Linked DNA regions of Mus musculus: region 2 is linked to region 1. Evidence: chromatin loops called from intact Hi-C (ENCODE). Cell type or tissue: heart. All regions are shown on one strand. Each heading gives the region's core, and the rest is flanking DNA. Links, peaks and the distances in the headings are about the cores only. Region 1 holds the start of E230029C05Rik (RIKEN cDNA E230029C05 gene). Region 2 has its middle 29 kb from the start of Gm32164.

Region 1 (10,063 bases), core at 1,267-9,266:
ATGTAGATGGTCCTCTGCGGACTTCTGTGAAAGGGTCATTTGCCTTACAAAGGGGTTGGGACCACAGGTTGAATGCCAGTGCGCTAGAGGCATTTTTGTCTTGTAAATCTCTTAAGCACATCAATGAAACTTAAAACAGAACTTTAGTCATCACAATGAGTTGGTGAAAGATAAGACTAGGAGCAGAAAGACTGGGTCAGAGGTTATAGCAATGTGGCAAGCAGCGTCTAGAAAGATTATCCGTCTCATATCAGCTCTTTCCTTTTGGTAAAAGTCTCTAATACACAAGGATCATTCTCCGTAGCTATTCTTGCATCAGCAGCTCAGTCAACAACACCCCCCACCACTACCACCACCACACACACACTTTCTTAACCCTGTGCTGCTCTTCAGGCTGTCCCAGACATTTTGAACCATGAGGGTCAACAATGTTAGAGACAAGTCACATTTGATGTAGATACTTTAGAGCAATGGTTCTCGTGACCTCTTCATGGGGCAAATGACCCATACTCAGGGGTGGCCTGAGACCATCAGAAAACACAGAGAGCTAGATTACATTTTATAACATTCACAAAATTACAGTTCTGAAGTAGCGACATAAGTAATGTTATGGTTGAAGGTCACCACACCATGAGGAACTGTGCTAAAGAGTCACAGCATTAGGAAGGTTGAGAACCACTGCTTAAGAGAAAGGCCAGGAAAATCCCATTTCTGTCTGTACAGTTGCCATGAAGGCTGCCCTTCCACACTGAGTATACCTTCATTCTATGTACATATTCACCCTGTTCATTTTTATTTTGTTTTCTTTTTCTTTTTTCTTTATTTTCCTTCCTAAAGTGACAATACAACTCTAATGCATGCTTCAGTTAATGAAAACACAAATAAAACTCATATAGTAGGCTTTGGAGAAGAACCCATATACCGTTAGGGACATTTGGTGTAAGGGAGAGTTTGGAATGATTTTCTGGCTTGAAGAGATGGGGCCCACATTGCTGTCATCATAAAGGCAGAGCATATGGAAAAAAAAAAAAAAAAAGGGAGGCCTAAGGGGAAACACTGGACTTGAAGTACCCAGAGGAGTTCCTGTGGAGATGTTCAGTAAATTAGATAGTTGGAACTGGGTCTCAGGGAGGAAATTCTGAGCTTGAGATAAATATATGAAAGCGTCTGGAATTTCCCTAGAATCAGTACTTCCTCAGAAAGAGCAGGATCACAGAGGATGTCGAAATATTAAGAAGTCAGGAATGGAATTCTAAAGAATACCAATGCCAAAGAAGGAAGTGATGGGAAAAATCTCAAAGGAAAGGAGAAGGTTTGGCCAGGGAGGGAGAAGCAAAACCCGAATGAAGCAGGTGTCGGAGAAGGATGTGTCTCTAGACAGTTCAACATCCTTCGCAGCAGACCCTCTTCATCCACAGCTAGCCATCCAGTAGAACTGACCCATTCATGTGCACCCAGGGAATCTCTTGCAACTTCTTCACCTGTTTTTTTCCTTTGATCCCTGGATCTTCCTGTACCTCCTGGATTATTTGGCTCAGTGACTCAACTGGGCTATCTGATGGCCGTTAAATGTTGTAAGTCTCCCACAGCGAAAGAAAGACAAATCAAAGCAACCTACAGGTCTTTTATACAATACACCTGCATTATTAGTGCTCACAATAAGGAGGCAAAGCCTTATGTTAACAGAGGCTCCAGGGATAGAGGCGGGCACCAACGCTACTGGTGGCATCTTAAGTACAGACCACTTTTGTGCAGAGTAATCAGAGAAGCCGTATCAAACCTGGGTATCCGTTGTTTGCTTTGGAACCTACATCAAGGAAAGAGACTAAGAGCAGAAAGCAGTAAATGGGAATAATTCAGCTCCTATGGTTTATAACAGTTTGAAACTGGACAGTATCCAAAGCCCCAGCTTTAAAGCTACGATTAAACAACGGCACACCAACTGACTCAGAACACTTTGTAACCAAAAAAACCCAAAAAACAAAAAAACCCGATAATCATGTGGACATGGAAATACAACTGTGAAATAAAATGAAGCAAAAATTAAAAAATGGAATCACACCAAATCCTGTCAACAGTGTGCAGAAACTGGAATTTGTAAGCTTTCTTAGTAGGATGTAAAATGGTGACATTATCCTGGGAAACATCATGGTATTTGGTGCAGCTATGCCATTTCTATGCATAAATGCAAGTTGAAAACTACAACTCCACAAAAAACCGATATACAAACATTCATAGCAATATTTCTAAACATAATAAAAGATAACAACCCACACGCCCACTAACTGATGAGTGAGTGGAGAAATGTAAGACATGTCTCATACATATATTACATGCATCACATCCGAACACGGATGAACTTTGAAAGCATCATTATGTTTAGTAAAAAAGCAGTCATGAAGAAACATATACACATACAATATACATATTAACATATAATTATATACTATATATAAACACATAAATATATATTAATACATAACTATATATTATGTGTATGTAGGTATATACCCATTAATATTAAGTGCCCAGAATGGGGACAATTTTTAGGGATGTAAAGTGTACTAGTGGTTGCTTATGGTTGGGCATAGAAGTGAGTATGGGACAATTGGCTGGGAGTAACAGCTAAAAGATCTTTGGCTTCTTTTTGTGGTGATAGTTGTACAACTCTGATATGATGTGCTGAAAATGATGGGAGCACAGGCTTCAAGTGGGCAAGACTGCAGAGCATGTGAGTTACCCCAGTATATTCCTCACCTTACAAACTTTAAAAATCATTGCATTGTACATTTGTAAGCGGTGTAAAATACACACACACACACACACACACACACACACACACATATATGTATATATATATATATATATATTTTTTTTTTTTTTTTTTTTTTTTTTTTGAGCCAGAGGCTTGCTAAGTCACCCAGGCTTGCCTCAAACTCACTATGTCACTCATGCTGACATGGAAATTTTGGAGATCCTCTTGCCTGTCTCCCTAGTGCTGGGATTACCAACATGTCCCAGCAGTGCTGGCTCAATGGGTAGATGCCCTCTTCTTTCTTGGTGCTGGAGTTTGTGCCACCAAGCCTGGCTGATAAAGCTATTTTTAAGAAACCAAAGCATGCGGGGTACAGGGTCAGGCAGATCTCTGTGAGTTTGAGACTAGTCTAGTCTACAAAGCAAGTTCTAGGACAGCCAGGGCTACACAGAGAAACCCTGTCTCACAAACCAAAAAGAAAGACAGACAGACATACACACAGACAGAAAAGAAAGGAAGAAAGAAAGGAAGAAAGAAAAACACAACCTGGCTGTTGCTTTGAATGCATCTGTATTATTATTGTTGTTATTGTTATTATTATTATTATTTGTAAAATAATGAAGGCTGAAAGCGACTGAACATCAGGTGAGATATAAGAGCAGTGCATAAAATTTGGAGTTCAGAAACCTGGTTCCGTTCCTCATCTTTTTCTTTTTCTTTTTTTTTTTTTTTTTTTTTGGTTTTTCGAGACAGGGTTTCTCTGTATAGCCCTGGCTGTCCTGGAACTCACTTTGTAGACCAGGCTGGCCTCGAACTCAAGAGATTCACCTGCCTCTGCCTCCCGAGTGCTGGGATTAAAGGCGTGCGCCACCACGCCCGGCTTCCTCATCTTTTTCAAAAGAAATATTTTTATATTTATTTGTATGCAAAGGTGCATGCATGCCATAGCATGCCTGTTGAGGTCAGAGAACAAAGTTCAGAAGTTCATGATGCAGGTCCCAAGCATCAAACTCAGGTCATTAGGCTTAGCAAGCACCTTTATCCACGGACCCATCTCACCCGTTCACCGTTCCTCTTGCCACTGCTCACTGACCGTTTCATACTATTTTCCCATTTGCAAAGCAGGAAAATTAGCTCTACCTTACATGGGTGCTTCTGGGCACAGAATGTTTAATGGGCTCATTTTCTTGTCTTTTAGGGTTGTTTAAGCCTGAGGTTAAAACAGCATGGTGATAAAGTCCACTAATGTATGAAAGGGATTTGAAAGTTAAGTCTTCTATAGAAGATAAGCTAACATGGGTCTCAGTCACGGCTGTGTATCAGGAAGTAAAACCAGCCGAGCCTTGACCTTTAAAAGGAAGCACTACCCCTTTGTCCAAGTGCCTTATAACATGTCTTTATAACTGGCTGTGTAAGAATGAAGAAAAGCTGTCCATCTTCTGAGAAGGTATGCTGCTTATAAAGGGAATGTGCAGGTTTGGGTTGGGGGACTGGGAAGGAGGCTGACATAAAGGATCAAAGGTGTGTGGTGCCAAGTTACCATAGCAACGTGTTCTGCTGCTCCGCGCGGCTTGCAGTCTTGGGCTTGCCCCCAGATGGATGAGGCGCTTGGCAAACGCCAGAACCAAGCTTCTCTGCATGAAATTATTTTCTCCATATGCAGCTAAGAGAGGCAGATACCCTTTCCCACAAATGATGTGCAAAAGGAAGAGCCTGGGTTTTTACAAAGCAACTTCCTCTCCTTTCTTAGAATGAGACCAGAGAGTCCACGTCTCCCTCCAATGCCTGGGATGTGAAGTACTCAGTAGATAGCTGGGTCAGGAGCAAATGATCAGAATTTACGCAGACGGCCAGAGTGGCAGGGAGCATCATGGCTTATTGGCAAGAAGCGGCTCCTAAATTATATCAAGGACTCTCGGAAAGGAGAACTCAATTCACACGGCACACACTTCACTGTCTGTTGCAAGCCACACAGTGTGTTTATGTCTGGATCTGGCCTTTATTAAATTTCTTCAGCCTGTGGCACATTCCCCTCAGATATTGTGTTTATTATTCAGACAGGGCAGGGAGCTGCTCCCCACCCGTGCCCCTCAATCTTCTGTCCTGCACATATCTCAGATGTTGTAGGGACAGCGTGTGACAATGTCTGCTTAGTGGACATTCCGTTCTCAACCTTTCCGAGATCCTGATGGAAAAGGGGGCCTGCCCTGGCCAGCATCTGGGCACGTCATCTTTTCCTTATAAAGAGCAGAGACAACCTTCCTGGAGCCGGGGCAGCTGTTTTTGTAATCAGTCTCGTAGGATTGAAAAGCATCGCTTCAACCCAGGAGTGGGGCTCTCAGTTCTACCTCTGGGGACGGTGTTGAGGGGGTCTCATTGCTCACGAAACCTCTGTCTGCTTCTCCTTCTCTACAATAGTCTTGCATTTTTGGCACATCCTCTGGGACTCTGCTTTCCTGGAAGACATTTTCTTTCTGTAACTCCTCTGCCGCTTCATCAAACCTCTCGCCAAAGTGGGGAAGAGAATCATCCCCCACCCCGCAGATTATGTGAACTGCCTCAGCCTGCAAGTGGCCAACATGCTGGCAGTACCAGGAACTCTCCCCAGTTAATCCCCACAGTGGCTCTGGGAGGCGAATATTTTTCATTCCTGTTTTATCTTTGAGGAATCAGGTCTTAGGGAGATCATATTAGCAGTCCCTGGCTGGGCTATTATTTAAGTGCAGGTTCTGAGTATACACATACAGCTAAAATAGCCAAAAGCAGCAGGCTCAGTCATTAAGTTTTGCCATTGTCAAAACTTGGGGGGAGCAAAGGAAGACACAAACAGAACCCTAATAACTCTGAGGTCCTAATAATGCTAATTTTAGACCTTAACTGTAATAGCATATGTGCTGTGGTTGGTGGCAACAGGAAAGGACAGAACAGGAAATACCATGACCCAGATTCTGGCTAATGAGAAAGATTAACAAATACCAGAGCCAGCTCTGCTTTCTATGCAATCCTTCAAGACCTAGCTCCCTGTGCAAGCTCTTCCGAGAAACTGTATGATTTCTAGAAGCAATCCTTTGCTCTGTGCCTCCACTGTCTTTTGCCGCAGCCTGGTTACAGCTCTTCCTCAGCACAGGGTTAGTATGACTTTTCCTGGTTGGCTGAGCATCTTGAGCATCTCATGTCTTTGTACCCAAGACCTCGAAGACTGCCTAGCAAAGTCTCAAGTCAGTGTTGATGGTCAATAAATTGTTCCCGTTTCCTACTCTGAGTTTCCTGGTTTTCATCAGTATCTCACTTCCTTTACATCCTGTCTTGGGTGGGACTGGCATTCTTATTAGCTGCTTAGCCTATGAGCTCCCTTCTCGAATCTTGGAAAACTAGTATTTTATGACACAGGATGAGAGACTATGTCTTCTGTCTTCCACTTGTGGAAATTGGAAGAGGCCAGTCACTCTCCTGCATCACCGGCAGCTAGACCACTAGACCCAATCTCACCAAAGACCTCACGATTGGAGTGGAATGACCTAAAACTCTTGGAAAGCTTAGAATGTGTGCTAGCGGTGATACTGATGTGCACAGCACAGAGAAGTGTGAGGAGTGTTCCAACTACTGTGTTTCTGTGGTGTGATCTTGCCTGTGCCTCCTGGTCTGTATTCAAACATACTGTCTTTTCTGAGAACCTCATCATAAGCCCCCAATTGGCCCCTATTTTGATTTCAGTACCCAGAATTAATTTCTGGGTTTTGGTTGTTTTTTGTTTTTTCTTTTTAATTTTGTTTTGGTTGGTTGGTTTTGTTTTGGTTTGGTTTGGTTTTTGTTTTGTTTTGTTTTTTTTTGTTTTGTTTTTTTATTTGCAACTAAAGGCTTGTCTGATATATTTGGTTGACCCCGAAATACTTGGTCTTAGATAATGGGATCCAAAGGTCAACTCATAACTTACTCCTGGTACAAATCCAAAACAGATACATGGAATGACCAAGTCCTTTGCTGCACTTTTATCTTTTCCCACTCAGTCTCAAACCCCTAACTGCTGCAGGTGAGGCAGGCAATAAAACAAGGTTTGAAGACTGAGAAAGTAAAGTTTAGAAAATCCAAACAATCTCTCTGCAGCCTCCATGCTAATGGGAGAGGCCTCCAAACTGCCTAATTTCCAAATCTCCTGAATTTACCCTAAGGCTTTCCATAGCAAAATAATACTAAATGATTAATTTGTATTGACTTAATAAATCTATCCACAAATATTCAGTAGCCACCCATTATGTATCAGTCATTCATCAGGATAACAAACCCTACTGTGTTTTTGAGAAAGTACTCTATGATTATTGTGATAGTCAATCTCAATTGTCAAGATCTAGAATCACCTGAGAGACCAGCTGCTAGGCATGATGTGAAGGATTTCCTTGACTAGATTCATTCAGGTGAGAAGATCCACCCACTGTGAAACTGGTTTGCAAGAGTACTTTAGAAGAGTTTGGAGAAGTAGACTACAAGAAACCTAAAACTCTGTGAGCAGAGATTTATAGGCGTCTCCTACAAATCTCAGAAGCTCAGAATACCAGAATGCTATTAGAAATGTGGACCTTCTTAGGTCTAGGGAGATGACATAGAGGTTAGAGCACTGACTTCTCTTCTAGAGGAAGTGGGCTCATAACTGTCTGTAACTCCAATCCCAGGGAATCCAATACCTTCCATGGGCACCAGGTGTGCAAATGGTACACATACAAACATGAAACCAAAATACGGCAACACATAAGGAGGAGGAGGAGGAAGAGGAGGAAGAGGAGGAAGAGGAGGAGGAGAAGATGTGGACAGTAGAGATTGCACTTAGTAAAGATTCAGTCGAGACAAATTTCTGGAGGGAATTGAACTACAGGCCACGAACTTGTCTCTACTTTGTCGATGTCCTGAAACTTAATGGTAAACTAAGTTAAAAAGTGTCAGACCAATTTAATAGGAGGAATTCCATAAGAGAAGAGTATTCAAGATGTGGCACGGTTATTATTGGATGCTTTTAGCCAGATTTACAGCAAGACTCGGGAGCAAAACATATAGAAAAGTTTGAAAGAAATGTGTTTTCACTGGAAAAGGAAGCAGTTGAAATAAAGGTGTGGTATTACAGAGGTTAGTGCCTTTAAAGATACCAAGAAAAAGAAGAGGAATAGAAGGAAAATACCACTTTGCATGAGAAAATAGAAAAGATACTTTGAAGGCATGCCAGGGATTGGATAGATCCCAACCACCAGAAATTTCAGGGTGTAAAGTTGTAAGATTATGAACTCATTTGAAAGAGAGACCTTTGGGGTAGATTGCTCTCACAGGGTCATAGAGGGAAATGCTTTACTGATCTTAGCTGCCTAGGGGGGCAAAAGCAGAATGCTATGACACTGGATATGAAGTGTCCTTAGGAAGGGCTCATATAGTAAAAAAAAGGTTGCTTGAACACACTGGTAATGATAGTACTCAAGGTGGTGGCAGGAGAGTCACAGGGTTAAGTCCAGCTTTTCTCACTATCCCTACTTGCAAAGTAATGGCTGGTCCCCATTTTGGGATGTTCTGAAAACTAAAGGAGGTGAGCCCCAGCTGGCGGAAGTAGGTCCTTGGCGATATATCCCTGCACCCTTCCTGCCTGTCTCTCCTTACCATGTGAAGTGCTGCTCTACAATGCCCTCCCCATACTGCTGGAATGATGATGGAAGTCATCAATAGAAAAACCAAGCTAGACTGTGTGTAGCCAAATATACTGTCTGCCTTGCTCCTTGCATGTGGCCAGGGTCTTATCACAGCCTGTGGCCTACACCCCCAAATGCTGAGGACAGCTTAGTGAGAACACCTGGGGACCCTACCTGAACACCCTGCATGGCTTTTGTGCCAGAAAACTGAGAATGCCAAAGTCAACATCATGAAACCCAGTCCTGAAACCACAATTCCAACAAGCCTTGTCAAGAAATGGCCTGGCTGCTTCTCCTGCTGGAAATAACTCAAAGCTTATTCTTCTCTGCCTCATGTTCCTAGTTTCTGACTGGATTCTTTTCTTTTCTTTTTTTTTCTTTCTGGGATCACCTCCAAAGTAAACTACCTACACTTAACTTGTGTTCTCACGATCTGCTCCCAGGGATCCCAACAAGATGAACTTTCTCAAGGTGAACTTGGGAAAATTACTCAGATAAAGTCCTGCAAAATAAAGATATTACTTTTCTCCCAGAGACAAAATCACGCGACAGCTCAGCCTAACTGCTGACATAGAGTCAGTCCGGCGCTGAGCCCTGGTGTATGCGGGGCACTTCTGTTTCACTTCTTGTTCCACAGAGAAGCTCCTGTGACCCAGTTTCATCTCTAGTCCAGCCTCATGCCCAGTGGTCTCACCACCCTTCCTGTCTGACTCCACACCAGATGCTACCTCTTATTTTAGCCCTGCTCACCGTGACGTTTGTCACATCTCTGAAAGTGACCATCCTCTCACACATAGGTGATGCAGCACATGACAGTCTCGTTGCCTCCATACAGATCTTTCTCTTGCCTGTCAAGCCTCCCCACTCAGGTTCCCCTCTTCTGCAAGGCTTTCCTGTTCTCCCTCCTTTGTCTTTCCTGTCTAGACACACAAGTACACACAGAAGGCACGCAGGGAGGACACCTAACCCAGGGGTTTTCCTCTTTAACTGTGCATCACCTAGGACCATAATTATGTGCTTCCTTTCTCCCTCAGGAGAATGAGAACATCTGTGATTAAAGGTGTGCACCACCAAGCCCGAGAACATCTGTCTACAGCACATATCTTACTTCTTTCTGTACTTCCGGCACATATCTTAGCAGCCACTTTTTTTTTTCTTTAGAAATTTAAAGATTTATTTATGTACTTATTTTATGTATGTGAGTACACTGTCACTCTTCTCAGTCACACCAGAAGAGGGCATCAGATCCCATTATGCATCTACCATGTGGCTGCTGGGGAATTGAATCTTGAACCTCTGGAAGAGCAGTCAGTGTTCTTAACCACTGAGCCATCTCTCTAGCCCCATCAGCCAACTTTTAAAAATGTAAAAACATTTCTTATCCAAGCAGTGATGGTACACTCCTTTAATCGTAGCACTCAGGAGGCAGAGGCAGGCAAATCTCTGAGTTCCAGGTCAGCCTGGTCTATAGAGTGAGTTTCGGGACAGCCAGGGCAACACAGAAAAACCTTGTCTCAGAAAACAAACAAACAAACGAATAAAATGTAAAATTACTTTTGAAAAGTAAACAAGTTTTAAAAACACCATTGAGCCAGAAGAATCGTCCCTATTTTCCATTGAGCAAACAGAATCAGCTTTAACTGAT
Region 2 (10,063 bases), core at 1,266-9,265, 62 kb after region 1:
CCAACTCTAAGGCATTTTCTCAATTAGTGATCAAGGAGGAAAGGCCCCTTGTGGGTGGGACCATCTCTGGGCTGGTAGTCTTGGGTTCTATAAGAAAGCAGGCTGAGCAAGCCAGGGTAGGCAAGCCAGTAAAGAACATTCCTCCATGGCCTCTGCATCAGCTCCTGCTTTCTGACCTGCTTGAGTTCCAGTCCTGACTTCCTTGGTGATGAACAGCTTGAGTTCCAGTCCTGACTTCCTTGGTGATGAACAGCAGTATGGAAGTATAAGCCGAATAAACCCTTTCCTCCCCAACTTGCTTCTTGGTCATGATGTTTGTGCAGGAATAGAAACCCTGACTAAGGCAAATTGGTACCAGCAGAGTGGGGTATTCCTGTGACAACCTGACCATGTTTTGGGGAGGTCTGTGGAAGGACTTTGGAACTTTGGGCTTAAAGATCCATTCGTTGTTAAGAGCTCTGTCAGATGTTTTGTAGGAGCTTGGAAGATAATGTTGAGAACAGTGCAGAAGATGGAGGCCTGGCTTGTGAAATTTCAGAGGGAAAATTAAAGACTCTTTTCAGGGCCATTGCTGTTTTGATTGTGAAGATTCTGTAGTTCTGGTTAGCTGGGGCTGAAGAATCAGCTGTGATTAACAAGATACCAGAACTACTAAAGCAAAAACTTTGCATTACTGGGACTATTGATGCTGGTTAGCTGGAGCTAAGAAATTAGCGGTGATTAAGAAGAGACCAGCATCATTGAGGTGACATCTTCTGGGAAGTGTTTTCTGAGAGCACAGTGGCTGTGTTCCAGATATAGCCAAAGTTGTACCTTGTGCTGTGGCTGGACTTGGTAATGTGTAAGGGTCACCCAGGTGGTACTGGTTTTGAAGGCATGAAGGAGTTGAGCAGAGCAACTGAGGCTTGGCACTGTGAGAGGCCATGGAAGGCCATTGGTGAAAGTGCAGCCTCAGTTGCAATTGATGGCCCAGGACTGAAGGGGTCATGCAGTGTTTTGGAGATGCCAGTACCATGAGATGACCACCAAGAGCAGCAGCAGCAGTGGAGTACAGGCATCTGGAGCCTAGAGGATGACGCGTGTGCTACAAAGGGCATGGCTGAAGAAGTGACCCAAGCCCTTGGAGGAGCCCAGAAGATCGTAAGTTGGATCCCAGACATTGGACGGTTGGAGATTGACTTTTGCTTTTGATTGTGACTGTGCCCTGATATTTTCCCTCTTGAAGGAAGAAACTGTTTTAGTGGAGCCCACAGTTAAGAGACTTTTAATTGTAAAAAGACTTTGGATTTTAAAAGAGATGGATATTTTAAAGAGATTGAAAATTTAAGAATATGTAAAGACTGTGGGACTTTTAAAGTTGTTTAGATCTTGGGGATGAATAAGAATGTAAGGGTTGAGGCTTACTAGTGATGTGTTTGTGTGTCAAGTTGACAAGGGGTCAATTGTACTGGCTAGTTTTGTGTGAACTTGACACAGCTGGGGTTATCACAGAGAAAGGAGCTTCAGTTGAGGAAATGCCTCCATGAGATCCAACTCTAAGGCATTTTCTCAATTAGTGATCAAGGGGGAAAGGCCCCTTGTGGGTGGGACCATCTCTGGGCTGGTAGTCTTGGGTTCTATAAGAGAGCAGGCTGAGCAAGCCAGAGGAAGCAAGCCAGTAAGGAACATCCCTCCATGGCCTCTGCATCAGCTCCTGCTTCCTGACCTGCTTGAGTTCCAGTCCTGACTTCCTTGGTGATGAACAGCAGTATGGAAGTGTAAGCCGAATAAACCCTTTCCTCCCCAACTTGCTTCTTGGTCATGATGTTTGTGCGGGAATAGAGACCCTGACTAAGACAATGAGCAATCTCAGAGATACTGTGAGAGCAAGATTATAAAGCTCTCGAGTCTCTGTGTGGTTGTGCAGGTGTGTGTAATACAAGGAGCAGAGAAGATGAAGGGAGAGGGGAGAGGAGTTAGGCAGTAGAAAGAGGAGAGAGAGATTATAAATAAATCCACAGCCTAGGAGAAGGGCTTGAGGTACAAAATAGGAAAGTCATCAGTATACTGTAAAGTCATAGAAGTGGAGAAGCTTACTCAGTGTGGAAGTAGCTGAGGCCCAGAGTCAAATCTCAAGGCACTGATACACACTAAGAGCCAACAAAGGAGACTTTCTGCATGCTTGTGTGCATCCTGACTCTGTGAGAGGAGAAGGGGGAGGCAACCTACTCCAAATGTATATGACCTTAGAACCTTTGGCCACATAGCATCTTACAGGGCTGCGTTTGTAAGGAAAACACTCTGGGAAATCCTTTTCATTCCTTTCTAGCTCTCCTCCACTGTGGCAAAACAGATGAGCTTCTTAGGCAGCAGTTCTCAGCCTGTGGGTCATGATCCCTTTGGGGACGGGATGACCCTTCCACAGGGCTCACCTATCAGATATCCTGCATAACAGATATTTGCATTATGATTAATACCGGTAGCACAATTACAGCTATGAAGTAGCAATGAAAAGAATTTTATGGTGGGGGTCACCACAACATGAGGAACTGTACTAAAGGGTTGCAGAATTAGGAAGGTTGAGAACCACTTGTGTAAGGAGACCTAAGCAGTCTTTTCTCTGTAGATAAATGTTCCCACAAAGCCCATTCACTTCTAAGTGAAATGCTGCCTTCATGACCTAGCCCAAAACCCAGGAAGCAGGCATAGGCCAATGGTAGTGAGAACGGTTCCTTTACAGCCTTGCTGAGCATAACTTCACAGTGGCAAGCTTTTGCCAGTCTCCATATTTGCCATAGATATTTGGGTGGTGGAGGAAGGCTGATGCTCCCAAGACAGAGAAATAGTTGACCTCTTTTTTTGTTGTTGTTGTTTTTTTTTTTTTTTTTTTCTGTAACTTTTCGGATACTGACATATGAGTATGCCTACCTGCACATACTATTACCAGAACACCTTTGATTACTGTAAGGAGTTTATATTGATTTTACCCCTCTGCCCCCAATTTTCTAGTGAGAAGTTGTTTAGTTTTAAGTGCTAGAAACTACTCAGAAGTCTGTAAGTAAAAAAACCACATATCAAGGAATTATTGAAAGGGCACTCATCTGGTGCTAGGAGGTTACTGGGATCTGAGGCAGCTTTAGGAATCTCTCTCTCTCTCTCTCTCTCTCTCTCTCTCTCTCTCTCTGCCTCTCTCTCTTTCTCGTGTGTGTGTGTTAAAACCTCTTATTTGTGTAGTTATCTTGAACTTAAATAAATAACGTGTCTTTATCCTTTAAGCCTCCCTACTCTGTCCAAGCTTGGCCAATACCGCTACCATAGCAAGAAGTCATCACTGCCCTGCCCCCTCATTTACCACAGTACCCTTAGGAAGAATCCTTCTGCCCCTACCCCTCGAGGACCTGCCAGAGCCATCCACAAACACAAAGGTAAACACAAACACATCAATCATCACTTCTCAGATAAACTACTTACTGTGAGACTGTCTTAACCATTGTCATTAAAACCTTGGCCCCTAAATTCCCTTCTCACAGATCAACTAAGAGAATTTTTCTATCCTAGGTTTTTTGTTATTCCAGATGAATTTGCAGATTGGCCTTTCTAATTCTTTGAGGAATTGAGTTGGAATTTTGATGGAGAATTTTTCTTTTTCAAATGGTCTTATGTCAGAACTTTTCAAGAAGATTCCCCCTGCACATTGCTACGTCTCTGAGATCAAATCTCATCTTCCTTACGTTCATCCCTGGTTACTCAGCTGTAGACACAAAGGTTCCTTTCTCTTTCTCCAACACGTCAGACTTCTTCCTGCCAAGGCTTTGGACTTGCCACTTCCAGCAAATCTTGGCAACATCACGGCTTAAAGGCTTCACAATCCACATCAGTATTTGAAATGATCAAGTTTTCTTGTTAATCACATGTGGTGGAAATTCTACAAGGCCAGGGCTGACATTCTAGCTATCTTGTCCATCTTTTATTGAGGTTTCCTCATATCAAGCACATTACAGGTGCTCAATAAATATTTGTTGCACACATGAAGAGGCTTTAAAAGTTATATAGTGAAGAAAATTATACACATTACCTTAACACAGCACTACCAAATTATTTAAAACACATGACCCTACCCACCACTGTACAGTACCTTTATCCTTCTGGGAATAAATCCTAGAATTTACTGTGTGATTTATGCTGATATTTAGAGGGGCTGATACTTAAAGCTTACCGGTTTTAAATTTTTAAATTTGCAGCTGGGCAGTGGTGGCGCATGCCTTTAATCCCAGCACTGGAAAGGCAGAGGCAGGCGGATTTCTGAGTTCAAGGCCAGCCTGGTCTATAGAGTGAGTTCCAGGACAGCCAGGGCTACACAGAGAAACCCTGTCTCAAAAAAACAAAAAACAAAAACCAACCAAACAAACAAACAAACAAAAAGTTCTTTGTGAGTTCTGTATTAGGAGAGTACTTGTTTTTAAAGTTCTTAAAAAATTTTTTCCCGTTTGAGATATGGGTTCAAGAATTTAAGCTAGTGGCTTAAGATGGTGGGGCTCAGAGCAGGCAGAGGTCCTGGTGGGAGGAGGCGTCCTGACAGGACTCAGGGGAAATGAAGGGGTGTGGCTGCCCAAGGCTGAAGAGCTCACTGCCCAGCAAAACTTTCCTGTTTCCACTGTGATTTTTAGAAGCAGAAACCTACAGTTGGGAACATGGCTATTTTTATACTCTGTATGTTTTCTGTAATTATTTCTTTTCTGTTTCCCCTCATGTTTAGTAAAAGCTGTTCTTGAAAATACCAGCCAGGTTTGTCAAGGGAAAACATTTCTGTCCATGCAGGAGTTTTTAAAGGAGACCCACACAGACTTGAGAGAGGGTTGGGTGGGTGACAGAGTGACTTGGAGATTTTGAGACAGTCCCCGAAGTAGAGAAGAAAGTCAAGCCATACATTCAGGGAGTGGTTGGTCTTTCTAAAGTGGGAGACACTTAAGACTGATTCAATTTGTTTCTGCTGGGTTAAAACATTGAGAGGTTATGTGTTGCATCTTAATTAGTCAAGGTTACTCTACGAAACCACACAAATATACTCTACTTAGCTACACAAGCCAGTTCAAGTCAGTTTTCTAGTCACTTGAAAAACTCTAAGTAAACAAGATAAAAAGAATCTGGGTTTCTCAGAAATAACATTTAAAAATATAAAGAAACAGGGTTTCACAATGATCTGAAACATATGTAAAGAATACATACGAAGCATTGTACGTGAAATTGGAATGTTCTGAATTTGGGTCTCAGAATTTCTTCCTGCACGAGTGCACTAATGCTGGCAGCCAGAAATGGCTTTGGATCAGCTCTTGTTTTATTCTCTCAAGCATCATTTTAGGGAGGTGTCCTAAGCCTCAGGATTACTAAAACCTAGGGGAATAACCCAGATGGAAGGGCATCAGAAGAGCGGGTTGTGGCTTTTCTTCATTAGGTGAGAGGGAGAGAGTAAGAAAAGGGGGAGGGGAGAGGCACAGATATACACAGAGACAGACAGGGAGCGAGAGGCAGACAGGACGCATCCAGGGAATGAAACCCAGGGGAGATACAGAAAGAACAGGTCAGAAAAAGATGGAATGAAACCTGAGATTCTGGGCAGTGGTCTACAGGGAGCTGTCAATATAACGTACAATTTGATACAAGTTTGTTTGCCAAAAGAAGCTTTGCAACTAAATGAAGTTATCAGTATATCATACTCAGTGAAATGTACTGGCTACTGACTGGAAAATCTACTGATACAACTACTTCATAGTGGTCATTCCTGTGTTTGATCAGCTGAAAAGCACTAGAGGATTATATTAACTTTGGTAATGTTAAAAATTAAAAGGTTTATATAAACATTGACCATGTTGAAAAGTAAAGGGTATGTATTAACCTAGACAGTGTTAAAGAGTAAATGAATAGCTTTTTCCTTATTTGAGACCAAGGTTCTATTATAGCCCATGCTGGCTTCAAATTGATTCTCTCCTGAACTCAGATTACAGCTGTGTACCATGATGCTCAGCAGGGCTAAGCTCCTGCTGCCTCTGCAACAATAGCTAAGGCAAGAGTGTCGTGTGTGTGTGTGTGTGTGTGTGTGTGTGTGTGTGTGTGTCTGTATGTGTGTCTGTGTGTGTGTGTCTGTATGTGTGTCTGTGTGTGTGTGTGTGTGTGTGTGTGTGTGTGTAGCAGCAGCACAGCATCTTGCTTGCAAGAATATAATTTCGTTGAATGTCACCACAGAAGCATGTTGGCACATTGCTTCCTGAACCTTCCCTCCCCAGTGTAAGATCGCCATAGTTAGATAGGGAGCACCAGAAGGCATTAGAATGGGAGAAAGGGTGCATGAACGAAAGGAGCTGGTTCCTAGGAAGTGAGGGAGAAGGATAAGGAGGTCAAGGTCAGCCTTGACCACAAATCCTATATGAAGTCAGCCTAGGCAGCATGAGAGCCTGCTTCAAAAATTCCAAAATAAAATAAGATAAAAATAAAGAAAGGAAGGCAGGTATGTGCCACGTGCCTAACATCCCAGTAGTCTCAGAAAGTTAAAATTGCAGGATGACTTTGAGGCTAGCCTATGCTGCGTGCTTCCTGTCTCAGAGGGGGAGAGGTGAGGAAGTGAGGGAGACAGAGTTGTTCTTGCTTCAGATAAAAATTCCAATTCACTTGAAACAGTCATAATATTTGGGTTCAGATCATGAATAGTTCTAACATATCCAAATATTTAAAATGTTTCATGTGCATTGGCATTAAATTAGTACAGGATAAAGATACTGTTTAGTAGCAATCTACAAAAATATATTTCTTCAGCATCCTCACTTCATAGTCCACTTCGGAAGTCTGTGATGTCGCATCTTTCAGAGGCCTGGAAACTAGGCAGAAGGGTAAGAAATCTGACAATACTATCAACATTTTCAATCCTGAATAGTGTTAATATAATAATAAGAGTTAGTCCCTTATTCTAGGGATTTCCATTTGAAAGGCTTGCTGTTCTTCACTTTCCTTGCCTAATGCTTTATTAATTTTCATTTCCTAAGGCTGCATGCATGACTTGAATTCAAATAAAATCAAATGCTTTTCCACATATCTGAATTTACAATTTAACTCTTTTAGTAGACAGAAATATGTTTTTCCAGGAGTCTGACACAGAAGCCTTAGTTGGAGTTCCTATTGTTGTGATAAAAACACCAGGATCAAAAGCAGCTCGGGGAGGAAGGAGCTGTATTTCAGTCTGTAGCTCTCAGGTCAGAGCCCATCATTTAAGGAAATCAGGACAGGAACTCAAGGCAGGAAACTGGAGGCAGGAACTAGAGCAGAGGCCCGGGAGGAGTGCTGAATGCTAGCTTATTCACATGGTTTGCTCAGTCTGCATTCTTGTAGCATCTAGGACTACAGCTCAGCGATGGCACCGCCCACAGTGAGCCAGATCAGCCAAAAATGCACTTCAGACTTACCCACGAGACAATCTGGTTGGGGGCATTCTCTCAGTTGAGGTTCCCTCTTCTAAAATGACCATAGATTGGGGCAAGTTGACATTAAGCTAGCTAACACATACAGTAACCGTGTCCAGGCAACCACATGAGTGTTCTCATCCCCTCATCCCCTCTCCCCTTTTGTGGTTCTCTCTCTGTCTCTCTCTGTCTCTGTCTCTATCTGTCTCTGTCTCTCTCTGTCTCTGTCTCTCTCTGTCTCTGTCTCTCTCTCTCTCCAGAAGTTGGTGTCCAGTGTTTTTCCTAATTGGTCTTTACCCCCTACCTGCCAGAGGGCAGTCACCACTTATTTTGAAAGGGAGATGCATTATAGAAACCTTGGCAGGACTAGAGCTTTTCAAATGCAGATATTCAAATGTCAATGTCCCAGCTCTAATAAAAACACAATTATTATCTGATGAGACCTTGATCCCGGAGCTCACTTATTCAGCCATCCCAGCTAGCCGGCTAACTCCGGTGAACTTCCTCATGTCTCCAGCTTCTCTCTCAGTGCTAGGATCAAAGGCCCCCGACCGAGGCTGTGTCCAGCTCTGTAGCTTGTTCTGTGGTCACTGACAGGATCATGTTCAGGTCCTCATAAGTGTGGCAAGTACTTTACAGGTCCTTCTTCCCAGCCCTTGTATTTATTCCTTAGTGACAAAGAAACATGGATGCTTGAAATCTCAGAAACATCTAGAAAGGAAATCAACAATGCAAAATGGGCAATTGTTTTTTCTGGAGCAGGAGGTACGTGTGAGATGGAGTGTCCTTCTATATTAAGAATGTGTTAATATATCTTCAAGAAGAGTACAGAGCATTTCTTTCCAAAGCACTTTTTTTCTCTGATCTGGGATCATATTTATGGAATATACCATCCTTAGACCAAAGTGTTCTATAAAACAAAAATGTTATCTGAAGCCAGTTTTTTTTTCCCCAAAGAAAGCCCCAAAATGAAATAAATGGCTAGAGTGAAGATTTTGGGAATGTTTGAACAAGTTCTCATGTTCTGATGTCATTGTAGGAAAATCCCAGCACTGTGGCACAGGGCGGGTGCTTGTTTCTGGTTCCATTGCAAAACATGACAGTCTTGACTAGACTTAATCCAAGTGGACATAATTATGCAGCCCAGTTCCACATCATTAGAGAGAGTTGACGCCTCTGCCAGGATTCTGCCAACACTGTTTCTAGCCAGACATCCATTAGTAAATACTGCAGTCTTAAAATACGGCTTGGCTTCTGTGGCTGGGTTGTCTGCATAATGAAAACTAGGTCCAGACTTTTAGAAGGATCATCTTGGATACACAGAGAAATCCCTGCCGGTGAGGCAGTTGGGAATTTGGCATAAGCTTGGCTCACATCTGTAATCCCAACAATTGGTAGCTGAGGCAGGAGAAGTGGCTGTCAGACTGAGGCCAGCACAGGCTACATCATGAGTCTCACGTGAGCCTGGGCTTCAGAACGAGATCTTAATTTAAAATAAATAACTAAATAGAGATAAACTTGTTGTATATAGAGTGTAATTTTGGCAATGGTCTTTTGATTCTGTTTTTCAATGAAGTGCTTTTAGTTGAAAATTTGTCTTTTCTGTTCTTTGACAATGCTAAGTACAGAGGTAACTAGATCTCTAGTTTTTTGTCTTATTTAATGTTGCATTTTACTTTTTTTTTTTACAGAAAGAAACATAAATTAATATACTACCTCTCTTCAAACCAAATACTTGTTCTTTTTATATGGTGTTTCTAAAATATTGAAAGGTTTTGATTGAAAGTCACATTGTAAATAATTATAATGCTTGAGGCATTCTCTAAAGCCATGAACCCTTTAGTTAGTAGCTACTTCCAATTTTAAGAGCATGTCACCTTAGATTCTTGCTTCTGGTCCTTGCCAGTCCTGTGAGATGGGAAAGGTACACGGAAGAAAGCTGAAGGTCAGAGAACAGCTTGACCAGGACCACAGGCAAATTAGATGGTTTTCACTGGCAGCCTGGACCACAGGCAAATGAGATGGCTTTCACTGGCAGCCTGGGATTCTGTGACAGCCCCCTCTTGTTGCTTTCTGTTGAATGAGGAGAAAGTGACAGGTGGGCAGGTGAATCCCAAACACAGCTACCTGCCAACAAGGTCTGTGATTCAGTCTGGCTCTAGAACCCTCTGAGTGATAGCTGCCTTTGCCTCGAACAAAAGGAAAGGAAAGGAAACAAAACAAAACAAAACACATTCAGCCTAAATGTACTGCCCATGAGCAGGTAGTGAGAAGGCTCCGTCTCAGCAGCAAGCTGTGTGATCAGAAGTTACAAGACTGTTTTATAAACACGGAGTACCCAACGCGGCTACAAACCTCTTTGCTTCTGGGTGAGGAATGGCAGATTAATGAGGACAATAAGTTTCTCATAACAGCTCCAAAGTAGTGATGATCTTGATAGGCATTTGTAAGCAATGCGACTTTGGATTTGTCATGCACATCTCCTGCCTGGGCAGATCCCCAGGTACCTAAACCACTTCTTTTCTTCCAAATCCATCTCAGCAGCCCCACTGAGAATTTTCTAGACCACTTGGCCCCAGAAAAGCTGAGAATTCAAAGAGACAGGGACTGGAGGTCACTTTCTGAGTCACCGGGAG

What was found. A loop is a pair of places that touch in the nucleus more often than their neighbours do. Peaks named below come from ENCODE experiments on the same cell type or tissue, not always from the same donor. Only the 100,000 strongest peaks of a DNase experiment are listed, where the experiment ranks them.
Region 2: a loop joins it to region 1, with 2.3 times the contacts of the local background. A loop is called at or near these places in 3 of 42 quality-filtered maps.

Annotation. Positions count from the first base shown.
Region 1 is chr7:90,025,026-90,035,088 of GRCm38, forward strand. E230029C05Rik (RIKEN cDNA E230029C05 gene) reads left to right here and starts at 4,134. Exons shown (of 6, transcript NR_110365.1): 1 at 4,134-4,202. In heart, for the core only: a CTCF peak has its summit at 5,113; DNase peaks (open chromatin) are centred at 4,316, 4,966, 5,636 and 9,076; H3K4me3 peaks cover 836 bases; H3K27ac peaks cover 2,368 bases.
Region 2 is chr7:90,087,379-90,097,441 of GRCm38, forward strand. No RefSeq gene overlaps it. Among named protein-coding and RNA genes, the nearest start is that of Gm32164, 29 kb to the left of the region's middle. In heart, for the core only: a CTCF peak has its summit at 4,487; DNase peaks (open chromatin) are centred at 3,803 and 4,573.